Regions from separate parts of the Mus musculus genome. Here regions 2 and 3 are each linked to region 1. The links are chromatin loops, found by intact Hi-C in ENCODE. Cell type or tissue: heart. All regions are shown on one strand. Each heading gives the region's core, and the rest is flanking DNA. Links, peaks and the distances in the headings are about the cores only. Region 1 overlaps Gnat3 (guanine nucleotide binding protein, alpha transducing 3). Region 2 has its middle 41 kb from the start of Cd36. Region 3 has its middle 42 kb from the start of Gm31612.

The links. A loop is a pair of places that touch in the nucleus more often than their neighbours do. Peaks named below come from ENCODE experiments on the same cell type or tissue, not always from the same donor. Only the 100,000 strongest peaks of a DNase experiment are listed, where the experiment ranks them.
Region 2: a loop joins it to region 1, with 3 times the contacts of the local background. A loop is called at or near these places in 6 of 42 quality-filtered maps.
Region 3: a loop joins it to region 1, with 2.7 times the contacts of the local background. A loop is called at or near these places in 6 of 42 quality-filtered maps.

What each region holds. Positions count from the first base shown.
Region 1 is chr5:17,977,731-17,988,679 of GRCm38, reverse strand. Gnat3 (guanine nucleotide binding protein, alpha transducing 3) reads right to left here. Exons shown (of 8, transcript NM_001081143.1): 2 at 2,201-2,243. Among named protein-coding and RNA genes, the nearest start is that of Gnat3, 21 kb to the right of the region's middle. In heart, for the core only: no CTCF peak of the experiment used is centred there; a DNase peak (open chromatin) is centred at 5,699; H3K27ac peaks cover 2,495 bases.
Region 2 is chr5:17,871,358-17,882,306 of GRCm38, reverse strand. It overlaps a transcript of Cd36 not described here. Among named protein-coding and RNA genes, the nearest start is that of Cd36, 41 kb to the right of the region's middle. In heart, for the core only: a CTCF peak has its summit at 1,266; DNase peaks (open chromatin) are centred at 1,286 and 5,486; H3K27ac peaks cover 1,072 bases.
Region 3 is chr5:17,884,442-17,895,390 of GRCm38, reverse strand. It overlaps a transcript of Cd36 not described here. Among named protein-coding and RNA genes, the nearest start is that of Gm31612, 42 kb to the left of the region's middle. In heart, for the core only: no CTCF peak of the experiment used is centred there; a DNase peak (open chromatin) is centred at 6,560; H3K4me3 peaks cover 538 bases; H3K27ac peaks cover 778 bases.

The sequences.
Region 1 (10,949 bases), core at 1,541-9,540:
TACTTATAATTTCCTAGTTATTTATATGTGTATATATGATTTAGATTTATTTTTTCTGTGGCCCCTTTTGCCTGATTATGTAAGTAACCTGTATGTGTTCCTGGTTCCTTTGGATACCAGAAAATGGGACCACGTACCCTGCAACTACAGTTAGGGATGGGTTTAAGTGGCCATAAGTTTTACTGACCTGCTTGCCTGTTATCTTTGTTGAAAGGACTTGCTGGGGTTAGAGGCTGGGGGAAGGAAAGACATGTGGGGGCATGGGGTATGGTGTGTAGGATCCACAGGAAGCATGAAAAAGGGTGGAGTTCTTGGAAACTAACTTTCATCTTACGCAAAGTCAACAAAGTACACTTAACAGCCAAACCATCTCTCCACCAGAAATCTATATTAAATATAGAAAAAGTATTCCTACTAATTTTTTTGCAAAATGTACTTCTACAATTAGAAGTAAAATTATTAGCAGCTCTGGTTGATATAACATACCTTCTTTATAGCACAGATTAGCCTCATTCTTGTAGCAATCCTCCTGTCTCAGCCTCTGAGGGTTATGAGAATAAACTACCACATCAAGCTACAATTATGTTTTTATAATTTATTGTAAGATGGAATGCCTAATTTTTGACTAGAGCTTTTATTTTACAGATAGTAAAGTTTGAATGAATTATATTATTTAACTTCTTTGTTACAGGTAGTTAAACTCCAACTGCTCATTGGTTTTTCTTTGTATCCATGTATTTGGCACATTATTGTTTTAAATATCAGCCTATATTTCTTTATATATTAGCCAGTTATATATCTATAATAATTATTATTGGCTTTCCAGTTTTCTATTTTTGTCTACTTATACATGATTTAATATTTGATTTTTTTATATAGCAAAATGACACTTCATTAAAAAACTATATTTAAGATTATAAAACATAGAGACATAAAAAAATAAGATAACAAAGTGTGATTATGTCCTAAATAAGAGGGTAGTAGAAAAGAATAATTATCTGAAAGAATGAGAAATAACTTTGCTGTTAGGATGGGGTAAAAGTCATAAAGTATGGTTTAGAGACAGATGGAAGGGTTAAATATTTTCTGGCACCTATATATGAAACTTCAAAAGTCATAAGTAAATTGATAGGCAAATCACATGAGATTTTAATGTCATAATATGTCATGATGTATAATATCAAAGTAAAAAGTGGGCTGGGTTAACCAAAGAGCTTCATCGCTGATTATCTAACCTCATTTTGTTTGTTTGTTTGTTTTTTTAATTGAAGATTTTAATCATTGCAGTTTTGTTTAATGCTTCTGTATTCAGAAAATTAGGCAGTTACCCCATTGTAAAGAATGGATAGAAAAATTAATGTAAGAGCACATCAGAATCTTTTGGAGTGATATTAGTGAACAAACATTTCCCGTACTATAGAAAAAAAAAAGGCCAATTTCTGCCAAATTCCAAATGGATCCTTGATTGACATATTTGAAATGTCTTTGCCTTATAGTCACAATGTTACAAATCTAGATCATTTGAGGATTGGTATGATTAAGACATAACTTCTGGGATTAATACTGTTGAAAGGTAAAATTCAAAAGAAAAATAGAAATTACACTTTTTATTGAACAATAAAAAAGAATATATACACACTCTAAAAGTCAGGATAACTTTGCCACTACCCACAAATACTGAAGCGATTACCTTAATTCTGAAAAGTGGCACACAAAGCATTCCTCTTAGGATTTTTTCAGTGTGTATAATGTTACTTGTATGTGTGCATTCCGGGCTTACCATTTGTTATTGGGCAACTAATTGGTGTCTCTTCTCTGTAGAAGACTATTTGTGCAGCTGCTAGCCTCCATTATGTCCCTGTAATTCTGTGTAGGATTGAAGTCTCTTGGGCTTCCTCTGTCCACGTGAGGATGTCTATTAGTCCTATTTCAGCTCATGATTAGTAATCAGTCATATTGCTGAGACTTCATTAGCAGATCATACTTAGTCATAAATATGTAACAAAATTTACTGAAAAAAGAGGCAATCAATATGGAAAAGACCAAGAAGGGGGATGTGGGAAGAATTGTAGGGAGAAAAGTAAAGGGAAAAATAATGAAATTATATTATAATAAAAACTAAAATAAATAATTAAAACAGAATTGTTCAATGCATAGAGAAATATCAAATGGCAAACACTCAAAATACTTCTGTACCTACTTCATTTGTTTAACAATAGTGCTTTTCCCAGATTCACCTGCTCCTGAAACAAAATGAAGCAGATGTTATTCACTGATATACAGATAGTATATTAAAACCTATTTTATCATGCATAAATTTTTTACCTCTTTTTATGTAACTTCTAAAGAAAATAATACATACTAATAGAGAAAATTACATTTTAAATTTAAACATTATTTGAGATGTTTATATCTCCTAGTTTGCAACCGTATAACATACATAATTCACAATTTCAGACTGTACATTGTTCTTGGCCTCCTGAGATGAGTCTTTGCATCTTTGCTTGAATAAATGACAAAAGAAGAGAACCATTAATAATTTTATTTGAGAACTGTTCAAACAGAAATTTATTCTGATTAAAATATGTTCTTGTCCTCAGAAGCCTATCATAGCCTTAGACATAGCTATAATTTCCTTTTTTCAGAAGAATGAAGCATCTTAACAACTTTAGTTAACTGCCAGGAGCCCTAATGCATATGGGATGACATGGAATGTCTCATGCAGTAAGATCAGTATATGCTGAGGTAAAAATGAGGAACCAGCAGTGGTATCACAGATGTTATATTCACCCTTATCCACAACATGTATTACAGTTTATGATGTACACTATACGAGATTTTGGCATTAACTTATCATCATATAGAAAACTAGCATCATATAGAAAAACCCAAAATTCACATGATCTTTAACAGACATAATAGTTCTTGGTGAAAACTTAGTGGCTGTTTTAGGTTGTCAGTCAGGACCTTCTGAAGATACTGCCTGAATCTCTCTTGATGTTAAGGACAAGCGTTTTGAGAAATGAAAACTAAAAAGTCATGACCTCTGTTTGTTTTTGCATCTGTGTATGGCAGGCAGTTATCTTGACTTAATGTTTTATGATTTTTATATAAGCAAAATGTAATTTGAATAATAACTAAATCTAAAGCTTTTATTAAAATTATACCGATGAATATGAATTAGAGGTCCCTGAGAGCACAATGATGAATTTTAATCCCACTTCTACCTACTTGACCTCCAGTTTTTCTCTAGTGCTTCCTTCCTGCTCCACGCTTATGATCTCATCCCCATGCATCAGAATGAGATATATTTCACATGAAAGAAATGATTCTTTGAACTTGTAATTCAAAACTAACCTATGCCGACCAAGAAGCTATTTGAAAAGGAAAGGAAAAATCAGTTTTCTTAAAAGGCATGTCCCTGAGTGTACCAACCTGGAATCATTGCACGTTCCATGCCCAAGAGCAACTGGCCAACACAAAATGTCTTTCCTTCCTTCCTTCCTTCCTTCCTTCCTTCCTTCCTTCCTTCCTTCCTTCCTTCCTTCTTTCTTTCTTTCTTTCTTTCTTTCTTTCTTTCTTTCTCTTTCTTTTTGTTTTATTGGTTTTCTTTGTTTGATTTTTGAGAAAAGAGAAAGAGAGAGAGACAGAGAGACAGAGATCCTAAAACTGGATGGGGCTTGGGAGGGTCTAGAAGGAATTGAGGGAGAAAAATAATATCAAAATGCATTGTATGACATTATTTTATTTTGTCCCTTTTATGAGACAACATTTTTTTCTATTGAAGTACTTCTGTATGGTCTTGCTCTACATATTTCCTGAGCCTGGGTGAGCAGATAGAGAGGTATCTAAATTTAACCCTTATGGCAGAACATTTTTATTGTCCCTGGCAAATCTTAATGTATCTGATTTCTGCAGTTGTCTAAACAGCTGCCTGTGATACAGAAAAATAAGGAGTGGTGAGGCTATAATAAATAATGTTTCACTGACAGGTGGTTATGCACCGATTCTCCCTGCTGGATAAACTGCCCACGATTCGCCTCCATTATTATGCCAGGGTGCTTTCTGCCATAGGTCATAGAACTTACAAACAAAGCTAATGAATGCAAAAATCAGCCACAGCAATTTGACAATATTCCTTCATAGATTTTTTTTTAATCCTCTTTTTTTTGCAGTGCTGATTTTAAAACTAGGTCCTGTGGATTCTAGGGATCCGTTCTCCCAGCAAACAGTTGCACAGCCCTGGATACTTAGCCACTAGCAATGGAAGTGGATATTGGAAAGTAAGTGTCAGAAAACCAAGTTCCATACAATCTCACGCCACCAAATCAAGTACACGTGTTCAGTTTTACTGACCAAAAGTTTTTCAGCGGTGGGAATGAGATGATAGAAGAAGCTTCAGTCCTACTTCTTCAGGCTTACTTTGTCCTATATTTTGCTCAGTGAAGTGACTGATGGGAAAAGCCTGGAGCATTTTTGAAACAGGGAAAAGAATGCTTCTTCTTGACCATCAATTAAAACTTTAAAATAATTATATATTGTCTATGATTCCCTTAACAAAGTCAAACTTACTCCTGAAGTGTTTTCAATCAAGTGAAATATCATTCTTAAGAACCAAGAAAAATGTATATGAATTTTGCAGCAGGATACAACTTAGAGGTAGAATATATGTCTAGATGTGGGAGGCCATAGTTTCATCTGTATCACAACACACACGGAAGTAAAATTTGAAAGTTATATGATTATAACATCATGGATTTTAAAGAAATGTTTTAATACTTAAGACCCACTATTGGTCAGGTAAAAAAAAAATTGCAGACATAAATCATTTTATTTCTCTGGTATAGAATACTCAAAACTGTGTCACACATTAGGTGGATAAAAAGGGTGACTTTTAGGTTATGACAAAGAGTAAATGTACATTTAGAATAACAAACTAGGTTGATTATAGGAGTCCTTTGAAGGCACAAAGCTCCTATGCTCAGGTCTCTTATATAATAGGATATCATATCTGTTCATAACCTATGCAGATTCACTACTGTGCTTTAAACTGCTGCACTATTTACAATTATAACTGTATTGTAACTATGATGTAAACCATTGTTATTTTCTATTGTCGATAAGATAATGAGAATAAAAAATCTCAATGTATTAAATACAGGTCAAAGTTACAGGCATTTTTCATCTTTAGTTGCTTGAAACCACTGGTGTGTAATCCATGAATACTAAGGGCAAAAGTCAAAATCAGATGGAATCACACTAATACTGGAATTTCCCAAATTATTTCTGACACTAGAAGGGTTGTAAGTATATAACAATTCTTTGTAACTTATTAAGTAATTAATTATGTACTTAAGTGATATAAAATAATTAATTGCTATAAAGTAGAAGATAACTTTTTATGGAACTTCATATTAATAATTTATATTTGGTTATAATTATTTTGTAAAGCAGCGTTTAAAAATTTGTAAAAATTTTAAAAGATTTTCTTTGCTCTCTGTAGTAAGTTTACTGTTCTGGGTGAAGTCTCAAACAGTTAACTGCTGTACTGGCATAATTTCTAAATAAAAAACAACTCATCTAAAAGTCTCCTTCATTATTTCAAACTCCATCTCCAAGCGCCTCAGAAATGAACTGTTCATTCCCATTCTCACAGTGATAGTGGGTCTTAGTTCACGATCATCACACCATTCTTGGAGGATTAGGTCATGTTACAGGACTAAATATACACAGGACAGCATGCTTGCCTCTGCTCAGTACAGCCTAAAATAGTTCCTTCCTTCTAAAGTGTGGGCATAACTAACGTTACTTTCTAGGCTAAAGAGCACCAGAGGAATTTTTGCAAGACACGTACTGTTTCTTTGAAGAAGATAATGCTTCAAATAACAATTAAAAACTGTACTTCATTTGCATTTTAATGCACACAATTAGAAAATAATAAAATACAAATGAACAAAACTATTGTTATGTAGAAATATGAAAAGAGAATCTGAAATCTGTACAATATTCATAACTGCAACTGAGCTCTTCTGAAGCACACAGAGTTTGTTTGCTCCTTTGGCTAAAAAGGGCACCATGACATTAAATAATTTGACATGTGTTGATATATATGATAATTTTCTAGGCTAATGAAATCATATAACTGTATAATAGAGAGGGAGTTAGAATGCACCAGTCTTGTGGCTGTGTTGATCTCTGCACGAGAAAAATGAGGACTATAGAGAGGAATGCACTCACACACATTCTACATATGTGTTCACATAAATTCAATTCTCCTGGTAATGCTGTATCATATTTGTTTCCAGGTGTGCGTTAATAGTGGAAAGTTTAAATGGTTTCAAGCCATATCCTCTGGGTCAGTAAAGTTTCCAGTCTCTCTTTCAACTGTATTTATGATTGAAAGTTTTATTGTGATACTAGAAGAACTTCAATTCCAAATCATGATGCTAAAGGCTAAACCTAAGTCCTAGTCTTATAAAGACTACTATTGTAAACTGTTAAGGATAATTAAGAAATACAAGTTGGTAGTCAGTCACCTTATAAATGATAAAATCCTTTAATACATTAATTCATAATTTTACTTGTATTCATGCTAAGAATGGACATAATTAATGATAGGAATAAGCCTCATTTAGTCTCTTGTATATGTTTTCTATGTTAAGCCTAACACAGATAACTAGAAACAAACAAACAAAAAATTCAACTATTTAGATATACTGTAGATAGATAGATAGATGATTTTCAAGTGCTTCAGAGACCTGCAGAATATGGCATTTAAAATGTTTAATTAAAAAAAAAAGCTTTTCTTTATAGAGAGACATGCCAGCTCCTGGCAGCACCCGTATTTTCCTCCAAAGAAGAGCCTCCACCTTAAGTTTGCTTCAAACGTGGCAAAACAGCCATTGAGTGACTGCTGGTCCCAACTGTGGGCAAGCAGGACACAAGGGAGTTGAATGACTCTCTTGGCCTAGAAAAGTAGGACAGTCATTCCTTAAGTTTCTGCTTCCCAGGAAAGTCTGTCAGATCTTCTGGGTCTGGTAGCCAAAGGCTGATGCCCCTGCTGATCACAGAGGGACCCAGACTATCTGTTCAGTGAAAGAATGATCAGTTTAACAACAGAAACTAAGTCTCCAGATGTGTTCTCAATTCTAAGCTCAGGCAAAGGTCCTCACTCTCCTAAAGCTGCCGCTACTAAGTCTAGATACAGTCTTCCTTGTTACCATTTTTAAATAAGGGCTGAGGATACTGAAGTTTACGTTGTAGGACCTAAGACAGTGCTATAAGATCTAGGATGGTGCTTTAAGGTTGGTCTGTGAAAGTTATGAAGGCTGGAGAATATGAAAGCTTAAATAGTGATAAGAAAGCGATTTAAGTGATTTTAAGGTATTAAACAGAATGAAAAACATTTCAGATGACTTTTCCTCACTCTGCTACTGTTATAATTAAAATTTGAAAATTAATCAATGGAGTTTTGGTAATATCATATTCACAAGCTCAACATCTTAAGTTTTCTTTCGTTGTATTCTAAGTATAAACTTAAAGGGGACTTCTCATTGTGTTCATTAGACACAAACCTACAGTACATTGGGCTCACCAAGATGAGACAAACAGTGGAGTACTTTATTTCTCAAGTTCCCAAATAGAAATGGAATAAACATTGTAAACATAGTTCTTCCCCTGGTAGTTCTCACAATTGTTCTTAGTGTATACAGGTTTTACAGATGTTAGAGATAAAGCCCTTTCTTGAACTATGGGGGAGAGTTGGGATGACCTACACCCACATTTATTGTATCTAATGGCTACGTAAGTCCTTGTATCTTCCTTGTTAATTGCTGCGTCGACAGCACCAGATGCTGCCAGATAAGTAAAAGTTTATAACTTCCTTACCTGCCCTAAAAGAGGGTTCTCTGAGATTATCATGATAAAAAGCTAGCGCTGCTGTGGGGGAGGTCACAAAAGGTCACATTGTCTCCAACTTGGCCAAAAGGCAACCTAAAGATAGTCCAGATGTAAACTGTGGAACCTCTCCCACTATGTTAATAGCTCCCCCCACCCACAAGAGTGTGACTTTTGATAAATAAAAGAGTTGGTGGCAGGAGCTGGGACAGAACTACTGGGCAGAAGGACAGAGGCAAGACACAGAAACTTGGACAAGAAAGAAGCAGAGAGCACCTCGAGGTTGGAACACAGTGGCAGTGAAGTTGGCTTATGTTAGCTGAGCTAGCTGAGACTGCCCAAGCCAAAAAAGGCCAGATATCTGTGTCTTTATTATAAACCAGAAGCAAGACACACACACCCCAAAGCCCTGCAACTTAAACTATTTTAAGTTGAAATGAAAACTATGCTTTTATAGACATATTTTGTATTCAAGTATAGTGGGAAACTTACTTGCTAATTAAGGTCAAAGCACACCTTGACCAGATAGCCTCTGGGCTTGGTGAAATATGGGAAACTCCCTTTATTAGCAAGGTTTCTCATTCTCTGACCTTGTCTGTGGAATCCAAGCCTCCATACACATCTCTATCTGAGGAAAGTCTTGTAGCTTCAATTAGATTGTAGGACCAATTTCTTTTCTCCTGACAGAACGTGTTCAGCCAGCACCTGAGATTCCCAAAATGCTTCCCCATGCTAATGAGGGGCTCTAGGTACCCTAAGTCCCCAGCCAACGACCTTTGCTATACTGGATGTCCCTACCCTTGGTCCCCCAAAACTATAAATCGTCAATCATCCCAAGTAATGTTGATCTGTCTACTGACATCAGATCCCATTGCAGTCTTTCTCCATGCAACTCACAAGGCTGTGCAACCACTCCTCCTTCCGCCTCCGCACCCCGCCCCGCCCCTCTAGGTTTCTGCACCCACTTTCCTCATAGATTGCATTGGCCAACAATCTAGGAGCAGAGAGACCCACGAAGTGTCGACTTCTCATCATGTTGAGTCTTTTTCAGGAATAACATGTCACACAATAATTCTCATGAGTAAAATTAAAAATCTCCATCATTTGCATGAAAGCCATTCAAACTTACTGAACTGAAAGTGAAAGAAGTAAAACGTGAAAACAAAATTTTAGGCCTTTAGGCCCAGGCTTGGGAATGTGGCCTCTGTGGCCCAGTGCTCCAAGGTGTGCTGGTCATAAAACAGATAGCGACATTCCTCCACCCACCTGCTTCCTGGGTTCAATTCAAAGAATGGCACCCTGACCATTACTGGAACCTGCAATGCAAATGTTCTATTGTTAGGGGCTCTTAGATTGTTAGGGGCTCTTAGAAACTGTCTTGAGAAATAACCCTCAGAATTACCAGGTATTCCTCGTGGCACTTGTGACTTTGCACTTCCTTGTGACTCTTAACTGGTATCTTTGGTATCTTACAACAACGCCCTCCCCACTTCCTTGAGTTATGGTTTCTTCCTTTAAATACCCCCTGACCCAGCTACTCGGGGCACCACAGTCCTCTACCCCTGCGTGGTGTATGACTGTGGGCCCGAGAGCGCTCTTGAATAAAAATCCTCTTGCAGTTTGCAGCAAGACCGTTTCTCGTTGGTGATTTTGGGGTGTTGCCTCTCCTGAGTCAGAATGTGGGGGAGTCCTCACGTTGTGGGTCTTTCAAAAGATGAAAGAAAAAAGAAAAGAAACACTGTTCATGTACCTTTGGAGATGAAGAAATATATTGTATTTATGTATGTAATTTAAGCTAGCTTCCATACATTTCTGATTTTTACTAGACAGGGTGACTAACTTTCATCTCTGTGATCATCAGTTTCCTTGTTTATCAAATCATATTATCGGTGTGCACCTCTTAGGGCTTTTGGAGAACAAATTACAGATACAAATGACTTGGAGAATACTGTTTCCTCCGATGTGGCAAATATGCTTTTGTAAGACCCCAACTCAATGTGTTTCTTAGACCCCTAGAAATGAAGCCCAGCATGGAGTTCTTTGTTCTTTCGCCTTCAGCCTGAGAGAATGATGACCACTAGGTGACCCGCCCAGGCACCTAACCCATGGTATAAGGGACCAGGAATGTTTGCCAAAGATAGCCTATAACCTTTTCATGAGAGATGAGCTGTAATTCACCATCCCCATTCTTACGATGTTTACTCAGCATCCCCCTTCTTTGTGGTTCTATCCTCCCATCACTTTACGGTTTATTCCTTAAAAACCCTCAACTGCAACTGCTGGGGGTTGATCTCCTCTGCCCCTATGTGGGTTAGGAGCTCGGCCTCAGCATGCTCATACCTGATTAAACCTCATGCGCTATTGCATCAAGAACGGTCAGCTCATCCCAGGACTTGAGTGAGAGTCTCCCTAGAAATGGGGGTCTTTCACTTTCATCTGTTTAAGTAAAAACACTTCAAGTAAAGTATCTTCCACTCTTTTATTTGTGACTTTATATTTTCTTACTTTTTAATATTTTCCATATATTTGTCTATGGGTATATACTCACAAGGGCAAGCTCTCAGAGCGTCTAGAAAAGAACACTAAATCCCCTGCAGTTGGAATTACAGGAATCTGAGTCACCTGATGTGGGTGTTGGGAACTGAACTCAGGACCCGTGGAAGAGCTTTAAGCTTTTCGTCCTCTTAGTCTCTCTCCAGCCATTCCATTCCTTAATACTTTCTTATGGATCATGCTTGCTAGACTCCCTACACTCTGCCCACCTCATGCCAGTGCCAAGGTTCTGAGACTTCTGCTATTGCTGCAGTGGGTGTTTAAGAGCACTGATATCCAGGTATAACAACATAAGGAAGCCACTTCAGCCACAGCCTTTTGTTTTAAATAAAACACTTTTCAAAGTATATACTATGATTAGTATGTCTTCATTTTTCTTTTTTGATCTTACTGTTTTGTTATGTTCCTTTCATACATTTTGCCCACAGTTGTTCAAAACTTTCTATGTTTCTCAATGTGAAGTCATCCTCAAATAATAAATTTGATTTTCTTGAACTGCA
Region 2 (10,949 bases), core at 786-8,785, 110 kb after region 1:
CTTCATCTAGAAAACATGTACTAACTCAAAAAACTCAAACAGTACTAACCAAATGTTTTCTTCAGTGCCAGTGGTACCTCCTTTAATTTTGATACTTAGTCCTCAAACCTGGGATAGTTCCCCCAACTAGCTAAATGTGTGCATGGTCCAGCTACCAATTTCATTGTCATGGTGATCCATGACTTGTCCATGTTTCTGAAACCTTTCCCAATATCTCCTTTCTACACCCACGTGCTAAGTCAGCTCTACATTTCCTTCCTAGTTTCTTTAGCAGCTTACTCTGGTCTTACCACCAACTGGTTCTGTTCAATGGCTGTTCTGTTCTTTGACTTAAATATAATAGAATGAAAATTTACTGAAGGAAATTTGCAGCACTAGATGCTATTACATGGCCCAAGATATTTTTAAAGCCCATTTTCTTAGTGATTCATACATTATACTAAAACCTTACCAAAACCACGCCACTCCACCCTATACTTGGGCTTGCCTTCTGCAGTCCTCAAGTATGTCATGGCTCCTTCCACTACCTGTGCCACAGCACCTCCTTCTGCTCTCTCTGGCATTCACTCTCAACACCTGGGAGTGTCTGTCACATTCTAACTCAATCAATGGTTTAGGACTATGTCCTTCAGATGACTTGTGATCTACTTGGGGAGGATCCCAGGCTTGTGCTTATTTGTATCCAAAATAAAGTCCAGAATCATGTGAATGAGGTCTCTAATTTCTGTAACCACAGTACTGGGACGGCTGAGACAGGCAGATCATCATGAAGTTTGAGTGTAAACAACAGAGGAAATTGTATCTTTAAAAAATAATAGTTGAGGGACTGGAGAGATGAGTCACTGGTTGCCCTTCCAGAGGACCAGGGCTTAATTGCCAGCATCTACATGGCTGCTCACAACTGTCTTGTTACTCCAATTTCAGGGGATCCAGTGCCCTATTCTGGCCTGCCTGGGCACCACACACATACTGTGCAGCATATTTACAGGCAAAACACTCATACACATTAAACGAAAAATAAACAATATTATTTTAGAAAAAGAAAATAAAAAGTAAATTCCAAGCAACGTGAGGACTGTAAAGTTCAAATATATTCTGCCAATTTATACCAGAAACAACTTAAAAGGCAGGATAAAAGCCTCAGAACCAGAAAATGCAAATAAGATCAAACAGGTTTGACACACTCTTTGTCTGTGTGCTTGGTGTTAATCTGACAGTGAGGAGAGACATATCAGAATATGGTTTGGGTTGCAGGCATGACTGGCCAGCAGGTGCTTGCTATGTAGGCAAAGGGTTGAGGGCAAGATAAGATTAGGGAAGGACATGCATCATACAGGGAGTGCCGTGCTCAGAGTCTGAGTTAATTTTAAATCTTTCCAGGCTACTAGGGATTGGAAAACAAATATAGGGCACAAGGCAGTGAAAAAATGCAGCTTGCTCTGACAGTGGAGTAAACCAGGCTAGGCTTAGAATATTATTTCTCAAAAACCGGTAGTAGACACTGGAGTACTGAACTTGGCACTCTTGATGCCTGCTTTAAAATAATTGTCATAATTATAATGTAACAATTATTATCACTGTTGCTTTAAAAAAAACCCAGAAATTTGTGCCTTGTTTACTGAGACACAGATTATTTAAGATTTTAACTTCCTCTCTATATTGTGTCTGTCTATTTCTTCTTTAAATGCTATTCAAAAATCATGAGTTTGCTTGTTACTAGATAGAAGAATGTTTTGTTCTCAAACCATATTATACTCTTCTGATGGACATTTCTATAATAACAACATCATAACATTGTGGCCAGGGTTTTTCCTTTGAGTGATATCTTGCTCATATAGATGAACAGTTCCTGGCCTTCTTTTGAAATAGAACTATGAAAAAGCTCTAAGGTGCTGCATGACTCCTGAGTAGGTAGCCTCTATCCCAGTGACCTCCTGGTGATTTCCCGATGACTTCTTAACACTACTCTTCCTCTTAGCCCAGAGTTTCTCCTTCTTAGAAGGTACATTTAGATTTCTTGAAAATTCTCAAAGGTTATGCTTCCAAACATACAGAGCATTGGGAGTTCCTCATACTTAGGTTCCTATTAACACTGTCTCTGCTGACTGCCAGAAAACATCTGTGGTTGAAGATGTTAATTATTACAAGGAGGTAACATATAGTATGTCAAAGTGACAGTGACTCAGTAAGCACTTGTGTTGAGCAATTTTTCCATCACTGAAAAAAAGAAATAGCTGAGTATAACAAGTTAAAGGGGAAATGATGTCATTAGATGCTGTAGAAGTTCCATTATTTCTGGACTTGCAGTGAATCAGAGCATTATAGCAGAGCAGCATGGGGTGGTACCCAAAGGGGCGGGAAAGGGGAAGAATTTGTAAGCATGGGACTAGGAAGAGAGGAGAAATGGGGTTCTCAATCAGGATGTAAAGTGAATTTTAACAAAGTTAATTTGCTAGAGCAAATGTGGAGAGAAAGAGCATAGGAAAAGGGGCAAAGGAAACCAGTTCCCTGCTTTTTACTAATTCTGCCTTCTAAATTTTCTATACCTTTATAATATCCCTTTGAATTATGAATGCATGAATGGACTAATCCATTCATGAATTTATGGCCTTCATGTCTTAAACAGCTCTCAGTTGTCCCAGTTGGAACACTGATTCATAAGACAATGTTTTCAGCATATGGAATTTTTGGTTCCATTAACATCCAAACAATAACAGAAACTCTAAAATTTTTAAAAAATTGGATGGAATTTAATTACAGTTGGTAAATTAGGGAAGGAATATAAAGTTGGGGAGCTGAAGTTGATGGTGAGATAAGACAATTTTAATCTCTCTAGGCAGAGGAGAGACTAGAATGATGCTAAAGATGTAATTGACAAGGAAGCAGTTGTCACAGTGTGTGGAAAAAGTCGTGGTTTCTGTGGCTTAGATGTTCATAATTTCCCTGTGTTCACATATGATTATAGAGTGGTTTTCTTTAGTATTTATTCATTATGATCTCAGAGAGGTATTATCTAAAGAAGAACATGAAAGCCTAGTTATGAATGCCAAACAGTGTCTATTGGTAGGACTAGGTCAGCTCTCACGAGTTGGCTGTTTTCCACAACACCCTGCAAACTTACATTATAAAGGCTGTATAAAAAACACCATTTCTACACAAGTTTGGAATAAGATTCTAAGAAAGTTCCTCTTGTAATTTCCTCTCTAGCTCATAAGATAGAGAAAACACACTGGATATTTCAATAGAAAATGTCGTTGTTTTGCTACGAGTGTGATTGTTAAGAGGCATGAAAGATGATCAACCTTTTGTATTCTATCAAAAGCTATTTTGATTAAACTTCACAGTTTGCCTTTTTTTTTTTGATGATGACATCTAAACAAATAAAATGTTCATTCTTTCTATTCAAGGACTATCCTCTCCCAGGGTGGATGTTCATTGTTGCTGCTTTCAAGTCAGACATATGACTATTTCATAAAACCTAAAATAACCATTTATTGAATACAATACTGTGTTGTGATCTTAAAATATTACATTTTTATTATAACTTCAAAAAATTAAAATGTGATTGCATCCTTTCCTCTTTCCCTTTCCTCTTTCCCTTTCCTCTTTCCTGTGCCCCTCATTTCCTCTTTCTCTAAGTTCTCCTTCCGCCTTTAATGCTCTCTCAAATTCATGCTTTCTTTTTGGTTATCTTTATTGTCTCACACACATTTCCATAATTATATAAATAAACCTTATAACTCCTCCTAGAGTCTCATATGTGTGCGTGTGCTCATGCGTGCACATGTTTTGGGCATGCCATGTATAGAATAAATACTTTGAAATATTAAAGCTGCTCAGGCCATAGGTTTATTTATATCCAATACAACCCATAATTGCCCTTTTAATGCTTTACTCTGATTGTTACAATATTAAACTAACGAATCATGTGTTGACCATTGAGTTGATATTTTGTTAGTAGCAATATAAAATGTGCATTACAAATAAACATAAAGTTGTATTAGTGATTTGGGGACATATTACTCTTCGAGTCCTTTTCTTCAGCATCAGATTTACATATGGTTATTATTATTTGTATACATCTACTGATTAACATTGTTGTCTGCAATGTTATTACAATGAAAAATGCAAACTTTCCTGGTGGTCAAAGGCTATTCTGTATGCCTAGTTTTGCAATAGAGAGTCACTTGAACTGGAAAAAAAATACAAATTTTCTTTATGCAATTAACTCTATGGTTGAGTTTTTAAATACCTTAAATATATTAACATAACTATGTAAATTTCTTTGCTTATGTCTACTCTTCATTTCGCCAGTGTCTTAACAGCTTTTTCCTTCAATCATTATAGAAGTTTTCAACTGTAAATTTGGCCTGGTCATTTCCTGGAGAATCTCCTTGTCTTGCACTTTGTTTGGCTGCTTTCATTCTCCTATATCTCTCCCTCTTTCATCCTATATACTTAAATAATCATGATACATTTTTGTATTGTATACCCTTTCTCTAATAAGATGGTCTAAACACTTGCTATGAAGCCAGAAGTCTATGTAATATCATTCACTGCTTCCCCTTTGAGAGGTTGTAGAGGTTTGAATCTGTTTCCAGATCCCAGATGATGTAAAAAAGAATGGTGGATATCCCTTGCTTATTGGTCTCTGGCCTTGGGAAGGCACTTTGTCTCTTGACTTTTTCTCCCAACTCTTACCTCTTCTATCTTCCACTCAAGACCCCCCACTTGACCTTATATTTATATTAAGTTATATTTGAGACACTAAACTACTATTCTACAACACACTGAAGTTAAGCTTTTTGTAGCTAAATATATCACTGTTATACAAACTGAGAAAATGGAAGAATTAGGGTTCTATTCATGTCATAACACTAACTGAAGCCTTAAAGTCACCTTTTATTATCTCCGCTGCCATTCAGAACTGCTCCGCCAACAAGCAGAGCTGCTGGTGTACAGTAAGTACTAAGATCGCTGTTTTGACCTTTAGTGGTTTATCATCTGCCTTTACTGAGACTGTTGCTTGATTTCTTATCTGGTTTCCACTGCCTCTTTTTTCTCTACCCTGCCTGTTATGTCTCAAAGTATCCTCAGAAGCAGTTAGGAAAAGCATGTGTCTCATGTATGATAATGGTGTTTGAAGTTTGCTTTTTGCTTTTTCAGCTCTTTCTGTTGTCACATTGAACGTCAAGCACATTCCCAGGTAATCCACACTCCGTCTAGACTAGGCACGACGTACTTTTCTAGAACTGCCTACACATGTCAGTTCAGGACCTTTATGTGGTTTTGGTGTTATTGTATTAATACTTCTGGGTGAATAATCTTCCCTATTTTCTCCTTTTCATATCCCCTTCAGTTACAAATTCGTATCCTGTTTAACATTCTTTACTTAGAATTACTTAATAGTGTCATTCTGCTCTCAGCATAAAGGTCAAACTCCTTAGAATATTGCACAAGGCACACAAAGTTCTGGTCAGCACCCAATATGCTAGCTTCTTGTCAGTTTTCCAAATGTGTCACTCCCTTCCTGCTTCTGAAATGACACATTCCGCCCCTAATATCTTTTCTTCCTTTTGTGGTACTAGAAAATGTGTGCTCACGAATTGAAACAAGTTCATTATTTTAGCCTACCTCCCCTCATCAAACCCAGTATCTTTTAAAACTATTTTCTTTTCTTTGAATTCTGGTGCTTGTTCCTTCAGAGATTTCTTCCTTCTTAATGTGAAATTGAACATTTTCATTCCTTTTTTTATAACTCTCTTTCTAAAAGCTTTACAAAATTGCTTTATAAAAATTCATGATGTTTCCCCAATGGCTATTTTCAAAGGTAAAACTTGCATATATGTGGTATTGGGCTGTATTTGAACTTAAATGGTATTTCTGCAGCACAATTGTTTCATGACCACAAATAAATTCTCTAACTTCAGCATCTCCTTTGAAAATGAGCATGGAAGTATCCTGTGCTTGAGGTTGTGGAAACCAAACAAGATGTGGGAAATTTGAAACTTTTATCATGAGAGAAGAAAATCTTTGTGTAAATTAAGACATTAAGATACAAACATTTTCATCTGTATCTGTTGTCTTCATTGATAACTCTGCCTCTAATATATACCATATAAACTAGAACTCCTCTACATCAAGACAAATCACAGAAATTTTAATCTTGCGTCACATTTCTATACCCATGTTGATTTAAAAACTTCTCTGTCCTCATCCTAGCTGACAGTAGGTGCTAGGACTCTCCTCATTTCTGGGAGTTGCTGCGTTTGTCTTTCAAGAGAATTTGTAGAGAGCCAGTGTTTCAGTGATCTGTTAGCTTCCTCTTCAGCATAGATTCATGCAGTTATGCCCATGCAAGTGTCTTCACAAACCACTAGTCAGTACATTTGAGGAGTTTCTATATAATTGGACCTGCGACATGAACTAAAAGTAACACAGCATGGAAACTCAGTAGCTCTTCTTATGTAGCTCCATCTATCCTTTTCCCCATTCATGCCACTTATTATATCCATTCTTATAAGCTGGCAACTGTGGTAAGCATTCCTCTGTGTTCCCTCATCTGGTCTAGCAAATTAATCACGTTCACACTATAAACCCAATTTACAAACAGTAAAAATATAGCAAGAAAATGTTTCCATGGCTGTGAACCAGCATGCAAAGCTTGGAAGGATGTGTTCACTGGGGATGGAGATTTCATTATAAAGGGTCTGAGTCTGTCTCCATGTAGGTAGGGGTACCAAAGCTAGGTTTTTGCCCATCACTTAGTGTATCATTCACTGAAATGCAGAGTTCATTAAAGGGGATTTATTCACCAGGTAACCATAGAAAAAGAAATGTCAAGTTCATTTCCAGAAAGAAGTGTTTAGAGATGTTTATAGAACAAAGAATCAAGGTTGTACAAGAAGGCAAGGAAAAATTGTAGTGTGTTGCTCTGCATATAATCCAACTTCATGGCTTTCACTGGAAACACACTCAGAAGACAGAAGCTCTAGAGTTCTTTAGTGGTTGGAGTTACATAAAAAAGACACCTGTGCATGTTGTGATTTCTCAGGCCCAAGTACAGGATCAGTCTTTTCTAATGGACAACAGCAGCCCATAAGATGTTAGATGCAGCTTAGGAAACCATTGTCACCATGACTGGTGTGTCAGAGTATCAGCTACAGAAAAGCCAGTGGAAGAATAAGACAATGGTTAGCTATAATAATCTAACAAACAATATAAGCCAGTACTGATGACTTTTAAAGTCACCTACATCAACTGCCCAAAATTAAATGCAGATTTATTCGAGACTATCTTCACTTTCAATAGTGTCAGACCTGAACTGAATTAGAGAACAGTAAATTTGTCTTCTTTTTTATTTATTTTTTATATTTTATTTTTTACACTCCATATTTTATTCCCCTTCCCTTCTCTCAACTGCCCCATCCACCCTCCAACTGTTCCACATTCCATATCTCCTCCCCAATCCCCTGTCTCCATGTGGATATCCTCATGTAGCTCTGCCTGTTCAACATGGAAGTCTACACTCAGTCTACCAACACTCATTCACATATTACTTTTGAGATTTTTGGTAAACAATTGTGGAAAACATTTACTTCATTTTAAATTGAGTTAGGAATGTGCACTGAAAAATATACTTCGGCTTTTGAGAAAGCAGCAGAAGTAGAACTGTCATTCTCTTTCCCTCCCATGTCCCCTCTGAGCAGATCATAAAACATTTATATCCAGAAGGAAGAAACATCTTAGCTTTAAAGGCTGCAACAAGAATCCTAACAGTCTGGCTTTGCTTAGCTGCCTCTAGTTTATTACGACTGGGTCATATCCTGTGTCTGATGATATTTCTACATGGCTTGCCATAAAGATATGTAAGTTTCCCTGTCTCTTTAGGTTGTCAGTGCTCTGTGTCATACAAAACTTTGCATTAAATATATTTATATATATATATATATATATTTGTCTTATTACTCTTTAGTTTTGTTGTGGCCCAGCAGCAGTTAATTTTTCCCTGTAATTGGAACCGCTTCTAAAATCTTTTGTTACATTTCACAACACAGTTGTAAGGGCAATAAAGAAAGAACCATTACTATAAATTATTGGTCATGCTTTACAGAGAAGCACTGTCTGTAAAGCCTCTAACAATATTTTGCAGAGGGATTGGTGGTGATGGTAGTGGTGGTGGTGGTGGTGGGGCTTCAAAAGGGAAGCATCTTCAGGCACACAGAGGTAGTTGGAAATCTCCTCTGGGAACTGCTGGTTCCCCTATATTTTTCCCAGTTGGCTTATATACAAATGTGAGGTGGGCAATGGGCCAAGGCAGACTAACACTCGACCTGAGAAGCAAAAACACACTGTGAACACAGATAAAATCAGTGCGATGACCAAACATAATTCCAACTGAAGACAACAGGGACAGACAAATAGTGGCAAAAGATGTAGAAGGATTTAAATCCAGTATCATGGTTGTCCTGGCATGCAATCACATCCAAAGACCTTCTAGGCCTGTGTGATCTGATCTGGCTGGAATACACAGATACCCTTAGTATACACATTTAATCCTAAACAATAATATCTAAGGGAGGAGCAGACAAAGTAACGAATCAGAAAGAATTGGTGATATGAGTCAGAGATAGGGTCCTCCCAGCTCTCACAAGAGCAGACAGGAAGGAGAGGCTACTTAAGAGCAATGAAGGGAGAAGGGGGGCAGTTCAGTGAGTGCATCTCAATTTGGTTCAGTTTAGTTCAGTTGGGAGCAGTTCAGCTCCTGGAATTCAGAGGCAGGTTTTCCAAGCAGAGCAGAGCAACTAAGTCAGAGGCCAAGAGAAGCCAGTTTGTATTAGTCCTCTTGAAGAGGGAGTTTGAGACAGAATGGCTGAGTTGAAGCAGCCAACCTGAGTTCAGAAAGAACCAGAAAGGGTGATCTTATTCAATAGGAAGCCTCCAGATGATAATGGCATCTGGTGAATAAAAGTTACATTTACAATGGAGCAGTAGACCCCTAACCAAGACACAATGGGTATATTACAAATTATTCATAGTCTAGCACAGACTCCCTATTCGCTTACTTGTGATTTTACTGATGAGAAACAGCTGACTACCTAGGCAAATGGATGGACCTGGAGGGCATCATCCTGAGTGAGGTAACCCAATCACAAAGGAACTCACACAACATGTACTCACTGATAAGTGGATATTAGCCCAGAAACTTAGGATACCCAAGATATAAGATACGATTTGCAAAACACATGAAACTCAAGAGAACGAAGACCAAAGTGTGGACACTTTGCCACTTCTTAGAAATGGGAACAAAACACCCAGGGAAGAAGTTACAGAGACAAAGTTTGGAGCTGAGATGAAAGGATGGATCATCTAAAGACTGCCATATCCAGGGATCCATTCCAGAATCAGCTTCCAAACGCTGACACCATTGCATACACTAGCAAGATTTTGCTGAAAGGACCCTGATATAGCTGTCTCTTGTGAGACTATGCCGGGGCCTAACAAACACAGAAGTGGATGCTCACAGTCAGCTATTGGATGGATCACAGGGCCCCAATGGAGGAGCTAAAGAAAGAAACCAAGGAGCTAAAGGGATCTGCAACCCTATAGGTGGAACAACAATATGAACTAACCGGTACCCCCCAGAGCTCATGTCTCTAGCTGCATATGTATCAGAAGATGGCCTAGTCGGCCATCAGTGGAAAGAGAGGCCCATTGGTCGTGCAAACTTTATATGCCTCAGTACAGGGGAACGCCAGGGTCAAGAAGTGGGAGTGGGTGGTTGGGGGAATGGGTGGGGGAGCGTGTGGGGGACTTTTGGGATAGCATTGGAAATGTAAATGAAATAAATACCTAAAAAAAAAAAAGATAGACATAGAGATACAGATGAGAGCGATACAGATAGTGTTTAACCTTTTGCCTCCACTAGGTGCAGCTTTCTGTAGTCAGCTGTTTCTCATCAGTAAATTTGTCTTCTACAGGATTGCTTAGTTGCTTATATGTAAGAAAATCCCTTATGAATCGTAGAAAGACAGAAGAAAGCAGGCATTAGTTCGACCCTGACAGGCAACTTCTTGTCTCTCTCATTACAGAACCAGGAAGCATGATATTTGATCTCATTCTTTAACTCTCTCTTGACATTGAAAAAGCAATTTTAAGAACAAGAAGGATTGGGACCAACAGAGTCAACTAACCTAGACCCTTGGGCTCTCAGACACTGAACCACCAACCAAAGAACATACATGGGCTGGACTTAGGCTTCCACACACATGTGTAGCAGATGTGCAGCTTGGTCTTCATGGGGGTCCCAAACACTGGAGTGGGAGCTATCCCCAAAGGTGTTGCCTCTCTGTGGGATATATTCTAGCTGGGCTGCCTTGTCTGGACTTGGTGGGAAAGGATGTGCCTAACCTCACAGAACCTTAAAGTGCTAGGGTGGGGGGATACTGAGGGGGACCCCAACCTGCTCAGAGGAGAAGAGGAAGGGGTATAGGAGCAAGGATTGTGGGAGAGGGTGAACAGTATGGCATCAGTGAGTGGGATGTAAAGTGAATGAATAAATAAATAAATAAAAACAAATAATAAGTAAAAATCTGTAACTTTTCTATAAAAAAATAAAAAAGAAAAGATTTATACTAATATTATACTTCTACTTCTTAAATAGAGAAGCAGTCGTCCTAGATGCTACATAAACAACATTTTAATGTTGTGGTTATTTGCTTTATTGTGGTCCAAATCAATGAATCTTTGTTTCTAATTTTTATATAAAATTACATTGATGTTTTCTATATTTTAAAGTTTATTTATTTTAAAACCTATTCCTTGGGATGGATATATATATATATATATATATATATCCTTTTTTGATTTTATACCAACTGTATATTCCCTCAAACTCCATATATGCACACAAAACACTCATATGCAAAATAAAATAATAAAAAACCAAT
Region 3 (10,949 bases), core at 2,330-10,329, 94 kb after region 1:
CGATTTAAGCTTTGGCAATGTTTCTTTTACAAATGCAGTCTTCCTTGCATTCAGGGAGTAGATGTGTAATCAGAGGAGCAGTCAACATGGGTAAGCAGGTATCCCTATATCGTAGGACATGGAACCTTTAATAATATGCCCAGGACTGGAAGAATTGCACAGTAGTAAATTCATTTTTAGGTCTTGGGGGCCCTCATATAATATTCTGATTTCTGTAGTATCTATGCTAGTTTGTACTCTCACCCACAGCAGTAGATATGTACCATTTCTCTACATTCTCACTTAATTTGATATCATTTATGCTCTTGAGAGCAGGTTAATTCCCACAGTCATCTCAACAGAATGATTGATGGTTCCAACTGGTCTATGGGGCATTTACTCCAAATATGCCACAATGAATATGGAGTCAATAAAATCACTCACTAAACATTTTTGTTTGTTTTCTTTTAAGATATTCTTGGGATTGTAGACCAGTTTGCTTGAAACTCACTGCCTGCCTCCCAAGGATAAGATAGGTTTATTTTTGTCTTAATTTTAAAAATGGTACGTATTTATATTATCAAAGAGATTAAATAGCATACAATACGGCTGGAGAGATGGCTCAGGGGTTAAGAGCACTGACTGTTCTTCCAGAGGTCCTGAGTTCAATTCCCAGCAATGTCATGGTGGCTCATATCCATCTGTAATGGGATCTGATGCCCTCTTTTGGTGTGTCTGAAGAGAGTAACAGTGTACTCACATATATAAAATATATAAATCTTTAAAAAATACAATATACCAGAGTATAAAAATTTTCAATGACCATTTTTACAGTTAAAATAGACTTTGTGGATCAAGAAATAAATTTTGGATCATTCTAGAAACACAAACAGAAGCTGAGAGAGGAAAGAGAGAATATTAAAGAAGAAAAAATATAGGAAGAAAAATGAAAGAGTAAGACTAGAAACTAATAGATACCTATATTTAGAATATTCATAGAGCAAAATAGCCCCAACAGGGGATCAAGAAAATACAGGAAAAAAAAAAAAACAACAAAGAAACAAAACAGGAATCTGAACTTTACAAGAAGCAGAATAACAATATATTGAAACATATTCTCGTAGCTAAATATGTCAGTGCTAGAGAATTACCGTGGACTTCACATCGGTGCTTCTTCACCTGCGTGTATTTCTCTAGAAGAAAAGTGGATCGTGCTGTGTATTGTTGCTCACCAAGCAAATATATCAGAAGTGTGTTTGAAGATGATTATTATTATTGCTGATAAGTTACCTGAACACCTCAAAACAGTTTTATAAACAGAAAGTGCCTACAATATAAAAGCAATCACTGTAACAAATGCAGGCTCCGTGTTTGATTTAAAAACCAGTGGGGACATCTGCTTGGCTGCTACCATAATTGGCTAGCAGCCTGTTGTTTTGTTCTGCTGGAAGAGGGACCTTGTGTCCTGTGTATATTCTCTCCCCTTGGTCCAGAGGGACTTGAGTTTCCATTAGATTACAAGCTCTATACACATACCCAGACGTGTATAAAGCTCTTGCAACATTTCTTTAAATCAGTTTTGGTTGGTTTTCAAGTACTGGATTATTTTACTTATTGGTGTACAAGAGTTAAAGGTGCCCTTTAGTTTGCTATACCTTGTGAAATCTTTCTGTGAGAACAAAAACTAAACAGTAACTCACACCCTCACAACTTCCCATTTTTCCTTGAGGGCATTTTTTCTTTCTCAATGGGTAATGTTTCCACAATCCACAACCTGTGTTAAAAAATTCATGCTTATAGGCAACACACATTCTCTCCTATATCTCAACTTATCTCTAGATTACTTATAATACTTTCACTAATATAAATAAAATATAAACTTCTGAATTACTTAGAGATAATGACAAGAAAATGTCTGTCGATTTCCAGTATAGATTCAGTTTTTGTTCAAATAACAAGTTATGTGGTGTTGGTTGAGTCTGAATTGGAACTTCAGAGAGCATCCAGGACTGCTGCTCTTCATGTTTCACTGTTCACTGGCATCTCCTCGGACACAATTCCTCAATAACTTGTTCTCTCACTTATTCTCATTTTCATCCATAAAATGGTGTTTCAACACTTGGTCTGTGCCAGCCACTGTAGCTTCATGTTTTCTGGTGATTGCCCAAGGAACACGACTTCTACAACTCCATAGAAGACTTCTTAAATGAACCTCATAATTTCCCTCATACCAACACATAATTGGATGTCTATTTTGCATTCAAAATACATTTTCAAAAATCCTTATGTGTTCCCTTTTGCTTTTAGATCCACTTTGGCCAAGTCTCCCTTCTATCCAGCCTCAGTTTTTTTTTTTTTTTTCTTTCTGGCATCCATTTCTACCTTTCTGTATCCACTAGCATTGCTCACACAGACTTTATCAATGCAATTGAGATTTTATTATGCCTTCCTTAGAGTCCTTCAAAGCATTAAAATACTTCAAAGGATTTTTCTTGTTCCTAGAGTAGGGATAATCCATACATATTCCTATGCCATCTATTCTTACTCTTTGCTCTTCTTTCTCATCCTGCGTCTTTGTGCTTTTAGTTGTTTTAACCTATCATGCTCCTTTCCCTCCATGGTTCACTGCAGTTGCTTGCCCTTGTCTTTAAATACTTTCCTAATTGTTTGCCCACTAAAACCTATTTACTTTTATACCTCAGTTCATTTCCTTTATGTGTACACAAATGCAAAACATCCATATATAGATGTGCATTCACCAAATAATAAAATAGATGCACAATCTTTGGTACCCAACTTATCACCTAAAAGAAGATGTTCATATGTACATGATGTTAATGTAGCCTCCTGCTGTATCAAAGAATAAATGGCCACCTGATGAAAAACAAAACAAAACAGTGTTTCTCTTGGCTCTGATGTGTTATGTTAATTGTTGATGAGGTTTTTGTAATCAGTGCAGATGAGGATGGAGGTAGGGATTAAATGGCTTATAAAGCTACTGAAAATTTTAAGCTTTGGGAAAATACTAGAGATCTTAGTAGAAGTTAATCTTAATAGTATGGATTCCTTCAATCTCCATTCTTAATACTGAGCAAATAGGAAGCAATTTCTTCTAAATCTAATAGTTTACAAATATAATACCACAATTTTTAAATATAAGCAGAAATATTACATGTTAATCATAGCCAGTGTGATTCTTACCATCTATGTGTTTTGTAGAATGACTAAATCCACTAGTTAACATGAATCCTTCCGGGCATTCTACCACGTGTAGTGGAGTGAAACTATTTAGGTTCTTTTTTAAGTTTTTCAAGAAAAAAAAATTAAAGTCAGTTCTATGGCACACATTTCTTCTTAATCACAGCACTTGTAGGACTGAGACAGGAGAGTTCCTATGAGTGTGAGGCAAACCTTGTTTACATAAGTTATGAGGCCTTGAGAGCTCTAATGTACTATTACAAAGTTAGGACTCTTCTCCTCCAAAGCCAAAAGAATTAAGGAGAAAGAGACCCAACAAAGCCTTTGCCGCAAGCTGAGGGTTAGGAAAAGGATATAACATGCATGGCAGATGTGAGACCAAGTTAAGCAGAGAAGTCTAATAGGAAACATTTGCCACAATTCTCCTTTAAGTAATGTCTCTTAGGAAGGATGGTTTTGAGTGGTATGCAAAGTTGTCTTATTAACCTACAGAAAATTCCAACAGGATTTTGCTGGCATATTTAGTTGTAAATATTGCCACCAAATATCTTTTTGATCCTATGTTGTTCATGCTTAGCAAGCTGATAATTATCCAAGGGTGTTTCTCAAAAATGTTTTTCTGAAACACAAGTTAGCAAGGTTAAGGTTTTCATATCTCAGTGACAATTACACATTGTTTTCAAGTGGGTCAAGGAGTTTATGCCATTTTTTCCCCTAGAAGGCTACAATCTGTTCCTTCCGTGTTATGTTACTGAGCCAAGGATTCGAAACAGTTCACCATGAACTCTAAAACAATGGACAAGGGAATACAAAGGAGGATATTTGTAATTTACATTTTTGGCCTGTCTGAAATGATTTTGAAAGTGACCATGTTATATCACTTTATGTTCCCCAAACATATGCAGCCTGACATATTGATTAATGAGTAAGGGAACTTCATTAATAATTAATGCTGGTGAAGTGGAAGAGGAAGACATATAAGAGAAAAAGATCCCTCCAGAATAGGGAAGAGAGCATAAACGCTACCACAATGTCAACATCAGAGTGGCATTGTCAAGGTCCAGGTGGATTTCCTTGCTTCTTTGGAGTAAGATTTTTCAGACAGGAATGAGTAGTACACGATAATGTTCTATGAGAATCTTATTTCAACAGCTGAAGGTTAAGCCAGTCATTGAACAACAAAGACCCCCGGAAGGGCTTATATTGACTTGTTCAAAGTTTTAGGTTTATAAACACTACAAAAACAATCAACAGGTTAAGTTTAGGTTACACTCATATTCCATGGTGAAGTGTTGTTTTCAAAACTAATACATTAAACAACAAAAACATCTCTGGTGATGACCTGAGCACATGGGGTCAGTGGTCTTGTCCAGTGATATTACAGAGAGCCTCAGCACTTGGAAGTTCAACCCTGGCTATGGGTATTTTGCTCTCAGCCATCACATTCTACTCCCCAGAAACTTATGTACAGAAACCAATGAGCAAATAATACTCGCCTGTAATTTTTGAATAGAACATTCAAAACTTCTATTTTTATTTACAGAGAATAATCCCTGCTTAGAGCTCAGAATGCTCCGAATGCCCATAGTGTTCTGTAACTACTGGTAGGTTCTGGACAGTATTTTCAACTGTTTTCTTCAAATAAAAATAAAAGTAATTTTTCATCTAAATGATGGGCATAAAATGTTTTCTATAATAATGAATTATCTTGAATTATATTTTGGAATATATGGTTCAAACTTCACATTAAAAGTTCTTCCTGGTATTGAGAAAAGAAGTCAGCAGCTGAAATTATTGTCACTTGCTTACCCTTTCAGTCTGTCACGTATTAGACCTCAGATTGCCTCTGGGGTGCTTTTACCAGAAATGCTTAAAAAGTCTTAAAAAAATGTTGTCAGGAGAAACTTGACACACAACTACCAGAGATGTCAGAGACCCCTCTACAAGTGGAGATTACTGTCTTGCCTTTTTGTGTTTTTTCTGGCTCAATGCTTCTCAAACTTACCTGGTATCTGAGCAGTTCTTTAGGGGGTGCGGGGTGGGGGGGGAAGATTTCTATGCTTTCTCTAAATTTGCTTAAACAAAAATAAATAGATTAGTATATAACTACAAATACTTGAATGTTGGAATTGCTCATAGAATAACTAATCTGACCAAAGCTAAAGCACAGGTGAAATTGATGGCTAGCCTGCAACAACTAAGATCCAGTCAAAACTACACAGTTTAGACATGCCACATTTATATTTTTTAGTTAAGTTTCTTTACTGTAGAATTGCCTTATAACTATTAAGTTGATTGAAAGGCTCATTTGGGATAAGGGAACAAAAACTGATTGTCACTCACACACGGCAAAATGCTAAGCAGATGGATTTCTCTGCACATGAGAACAGTAGTTAAAATATTATGAGAGTGTTGTTTTTAATGATTTGACCAAGCATCTGGCAAGTACTATTGCATCAGAATTTCATATAAGATGTGGAACTCTATGCCCTCTCCTCCCCTTAGTACCTTTTTAGGCCTTTGTAGAATTGAATTGTTAAATGAAAATACGTATCATCTCAAAAGAATCACAGGAGCATGTAGGTCTGATTGTGTTGGGCTTTTTTGGCCTCTCTCAGTTGTTTAACTATGAAGAAATTCTTAATACATGGATTATTTACTAAACTAGTGATACATTGATAGAATACATGCCCCTATTGGATCAGAGTTTAACTTTTATTACCAGATTTATTCAGATTGAGGGCCATGCTTTAATTCTTGTACCTATTAGTAATATTAAGCCCAGCTGCCAAAAAACATCCAAAAGATATTTAAATAACAGTAGTTCAGATGTAACCACCACAGCCATGAGTGGCACATTCTGACACATTAATTGAGTTAAAGAAGAATGGTGGCACTGTTAAAAATAGGGGGAAACATCCTAAGAAAGCTTACAACGTAAATACACATTGTAGGGACTGGCATCTAACAGCTTCCCCAAGTGGTTAGAGCAAAACCCTATCTGTTGACTAAACTGCAGTCCTGCTATTACGCTTGATCAAGAAAGTACCCAAGATTGTCTCTATCAAAGCGAATGATCATCAGAAGAGAAGCAAACTGACTAGTATTTCTGTATTTCATAAGCACAGCAACTATTTCTTAAGTAACACAACAGGGTTTCAGCAGAAAGAGGATTAAGGGTTTTATTTTCCTCAACTGAGGCACAAAATGAGGGTGATTTTTCACTTTAGCTTTCATTTCATTTGGCTCAGGTGTCAGAGACCTATATTTATCTCCTAGTAGGCGTGGGTCTGAAGGACTGGAATGCTCAGGATGTCAATGGCTGTCAGGCGTCAGGATAACCTAGAAGATAGATGAATGGTTGAGACCCCGTGCCTCCTCCCAGAATTCTCAGCTGCTCCGCTGTGGAAATGGTGTGTTTACTTTCTGTGTCTCCTTCAACAGTCTCCCTGAAGCCAATCTTAAGATCCTGTGACTGGGCAAGCAAGCTGTTCTAGAAGTTGGTGAGCCGAAATTTTATTTAGGAGTATAGCTGTCTGTGTCTTTGTGTTGATATCCTGTTATCTATGAATTAATTATGTGAACTTTCTGATGTGTGCCATCTGGTATAATAATTAATGTGCAATACTTCTCTTAAGAAGTTTATTTGCTTGCAGTTAAGGAGCTAGGGACATTTTATTTTGAGCCCTTATTTTTACATTGCCAAATCTCCCAGTTGGTTCTGTAATTTTCTTTTTTTAGGAGGGGGCTAGGGAATTTCATTTTCTTTTGAGAATTTGTGGAAACAGACTTATCCTTGAATTTTATATTTCTTTTTTATTTTCAAAATTTATGTTTTATGCCTAAATCTTATTTCATATCTTATTAAAATCTGTTTTTTTTAGACCTTCTTGAATATTAATATTTTGGTCATATGACTCTAAAACCATGATTTAGACTTTGTAATTTTTGCTTTAAGATTACAAAATGTCGTTCTTAAAAATCAGAAAAGAGGCTGAGTAGACTTTGTTTGCATGCTTTGAAAGCATTTTCTGGCTTTGTGTCACTCCTGATTTAGTGAATAAAAAAAATAATGGGAAAGCTTGTACTCTTAGCTAGTTAACTCCTAGGAAGAATGGGAAAGACATACTCATCATTGATGATCACACAATTGACACTGACTGTTGTCTCCCAGATAGGTCCTTTGTGGGTCAGTGGAAGGTTTGATTATATAGCAGATATCTTTCTGCAGGTGTGTTTCATGTACAGCCAAGTAAACAAAAAGTGTCAACGTTTCATAAAGTAAACTCAACTGTGTGCTCACTTATGGATTGAATAGCTGCTTGTGCAAAAAAAGCAATTCACTCTAACTTTCCAATCGATTTTGTAGAGTTTAGGACTGAATTAGATATGTTTCTTTACTGGGAAAAGGTCACTGGCTTTTTGTCTCTGGATAATGGCATGGTTGCTTACTTCTGGCTTATTATTATGAAAGTGTAGACATCTGTGTCCCTCTCTGGTTGGAAGGAATCTGGATCAAATGGAGACAAACAGGCCACCTGCCTTCTTCTCAGGTGTACCTAAGTAATACAAGTGGATTTGTGGATCAGTGAGACTCCTGTGAGCCTGAGAATGGGAAGGAGAAATGCCTCTAAATGATGTACCCCAGAAACACCAATTATTTGAAACTGGATCCTTTCAGAAAGGGCAACAACAGCTTTGTAATGGGCTGATCTGATAACTTAGAAAGGAAATCAAGAAGCAGAGGATAGTAAAACAACATCACTTGGGAAGAAAAGCCAAATGACAAGCTCCAGGTCTCCGAAGGTTGTTTGTTGTTAGAAGAAGCAAAAATAAAAGAACAAAAACAAGCAAATGGAAAAAAACATTTCAAGTGCTGCAAAGTTAGTGCCAGAGGGAAGTATAGGGTTGGCCGTTCAGCGAGTGACAGCAAAGACGACCTACTGTAAGATGGTTGATGTGACGGACATGCATGGTGCTTATGGAGCCTACTCTTCATTAAGATGAACACTTAAAAATTTAATCAAATATTACTACTAGTGTCTATAAATTTACCATCGTAGTTATTTTATGTTTGATGAAAAAAATTTACTGAATTTAAAATTAAGAATTTCTGTAAATTGAGGGTCTGTGTGGGTCTGCACCAGGCCCTTTACATATACATCATGCCATCTCTGGCTTCCAGGTTAGCTTTTTTATGAGGTTGCTGACTATGTGAATAAGCGGGTCTCTTTCTTGTGGCTTCTCTTTGACTCTTTCTTCTGTTTGTTTGTTTTGTTCAATTCCAATGTGTTACTCTTTGTCTTGTCTTTTGTATTATATGAATTACATTATAATTGTTATTATCTTTTACAATCCTCTTTCTTTTCTAATGAGATAAACAAAGGGAGTCCATCTGGGTGGGAGGTGAGGAGAAGGAAGGAGTAGATGATGTCAGAAAAAAAAATCCATTTTGAATAAAAGAGAAATGTTAAGGACAAAGAATTTCTGTGAATGCGTTTGTGCGTTACTGTGATTTTCCCGATAGCATTGTTTGGAGGGAAGCTGTAGTGTGCCTTACTTTTTACAACAGGATACCAGAAACAGTGTTTAGTCCTAGAAATCCTTTCTCTTATAAACAGCTAGTGAAAACAGGAAATGGTCTGAAACTCTACTGCACAGGAATGTAGAAAGAATTAAGTTCAGTAAACAGTTCTAGTATATCATTTGTTTTGTGTAGAGATTCAGAAAGTAGCTAAGACACTGTGTATGAAGGGCTAACAGTCTCCCATAGATCCAAGTCATTTATTTGTTGTTTGTTTTGAGACAGACTGGCTTCAAACTCATTATGTAGACAGAGGATAATGGAAGTGCTGATCCTCTTTCTCTACCTCCCAATTGCTGGGATTATAGGTATGGGGTTCCAAGCACTTTATGCGTTGCTGCATATCAAACCCTGGGTTTCATGCACAGCTATACCCTCAGCTCCAATAAGCTTTTATAAAAGGGAAGAAGAGGTTAAATTCCATTTTGTGTCCTTTAAAAATGGACCATGTGCAAAATTACATAGCATTTTTAGTTAGGTGCTTTGTAATTCTCTACTAAGTATTTGAAGATGTGGTGTGTCCAGAGATCTTTGTCACAGAAGCACTACCATATGAAAGAAGAAATGACAGAAAACTGGCGATGGAAGGGACATCTGAGACAACTTGGCAGCATTCATCAAGGGCCAGAGCATGATCTTCTAGAAATAAACTGCTTCGCCTTTCAGTGCTTCTAAGGTTTAAAAAATGTGATAAGGACAACTTTTGACATTTATCATTGTTATTGTTATTATTATTATTATCTGTCCTTGATATACATTGTCTCCAAATATTTCAAGTATAAATTTTATACTTTCAAATTTTTTATAGCAAATTTAAAAGTATTTTGGGGCAGAGAGGACATGTTCTTCACACTGCCATCAGGAATGTGTAGAACATCAGGTCAGGGGGCTGAGGCAATCGCTCTAACAGGCCACAGATCCTGGGATACAGAATGAGTCTCTGTCTGGACAAAAGAAAAGGACTACCACCACAAAATAGACTGTCGATCATTCTTTCATGTTTAAAAGGTGATTTAATTAAGATCATTTCAATTTGATTACAATTCACTTAGATACTGGTTTTGTCCTTTCTGGAAGGTTTGTACTTCTCTATTTGGGCTGTAATCAATGTCATCATAAAGTGAAATTGCTCCATCTGAATCTGGGAAGTTGAGAAATGATGTCAGAGAATCACTTTTTGATACAGGAGTTTCATGGCTTAGAACCCCAAACATAAAATAGGGAAACCAGCCTTTCTCCGTTGCGATTTCATGAGTGAAGCATAAAGCATCAGTTGGTGATGGGATTATTGTCTTTTAGACTCACCTACTCATGAAATGAGTCCTATGGTGTCTTTTCTAGGCAATACAGAATATTAATAGACTGTCTTGGCCTCTTATAACTAAGCAATACCTTTTCATAACTTCTCAGTTTTGCTCATATAGAATAAAACTTTTAGAACAAAAACAAAAACATAACAAAATAAAATATAAACAAAACCAGAACATTAATGAAAACATTGAAAGTATTTGTACAGTTTTCCTAAACCGTTCCCATAGACACTGGAGCAAGCTGCTGAAGGAAAAATGTATTAAACAGGCAATTGAGACATTAAGGGAGCAGCATAAATCGGTATGGGGCGGAGTTGTTTGCTTCCCTTCTTCATCAAATGTCTGGCTTCCTTTTACAATGCTAGAGAACTTTTAGAACAACGCCCGGTAGGCAATGTTAATTAAGTCTGTGTCCTGTGAAGTGAGACTTGCCTCCACACCCGTTCAGAGGTGGACAGTATTGCTCAGAGTGGGTGCTGTTGGCTAAAATGACAGTCTCATAATGGCAAGGCCTTCACTTGCTCGAATCAGCAGTATTTCAGGAACAAGCACCCACTAAATAGACTCTTTCTAATTTCAAAATGCAAGTAAAGGTTTTCTAATCTGAAATGTTCACTGAGAACTCCAATTAGTTAGAATAAATTAATTGTTTGAATAATTTAAGAATGAGGTTCTTCCATCTCATGTTTCATAACTTTGTAAAACATCCACGTGCATTTTCCTTAAAACACAGAGATTTGTGAAAAACAATTGAATAAAATATGGAGTTAGTTGTTAGAGAATTACCTATCTCAGTACCCTTGGGCTTAAACTAACTTCCTTCCTTCCTTCTTTCCTCTTTTTCTTCCTTTCTTTTCTCTTTTCTTTTCTTTTCCTTT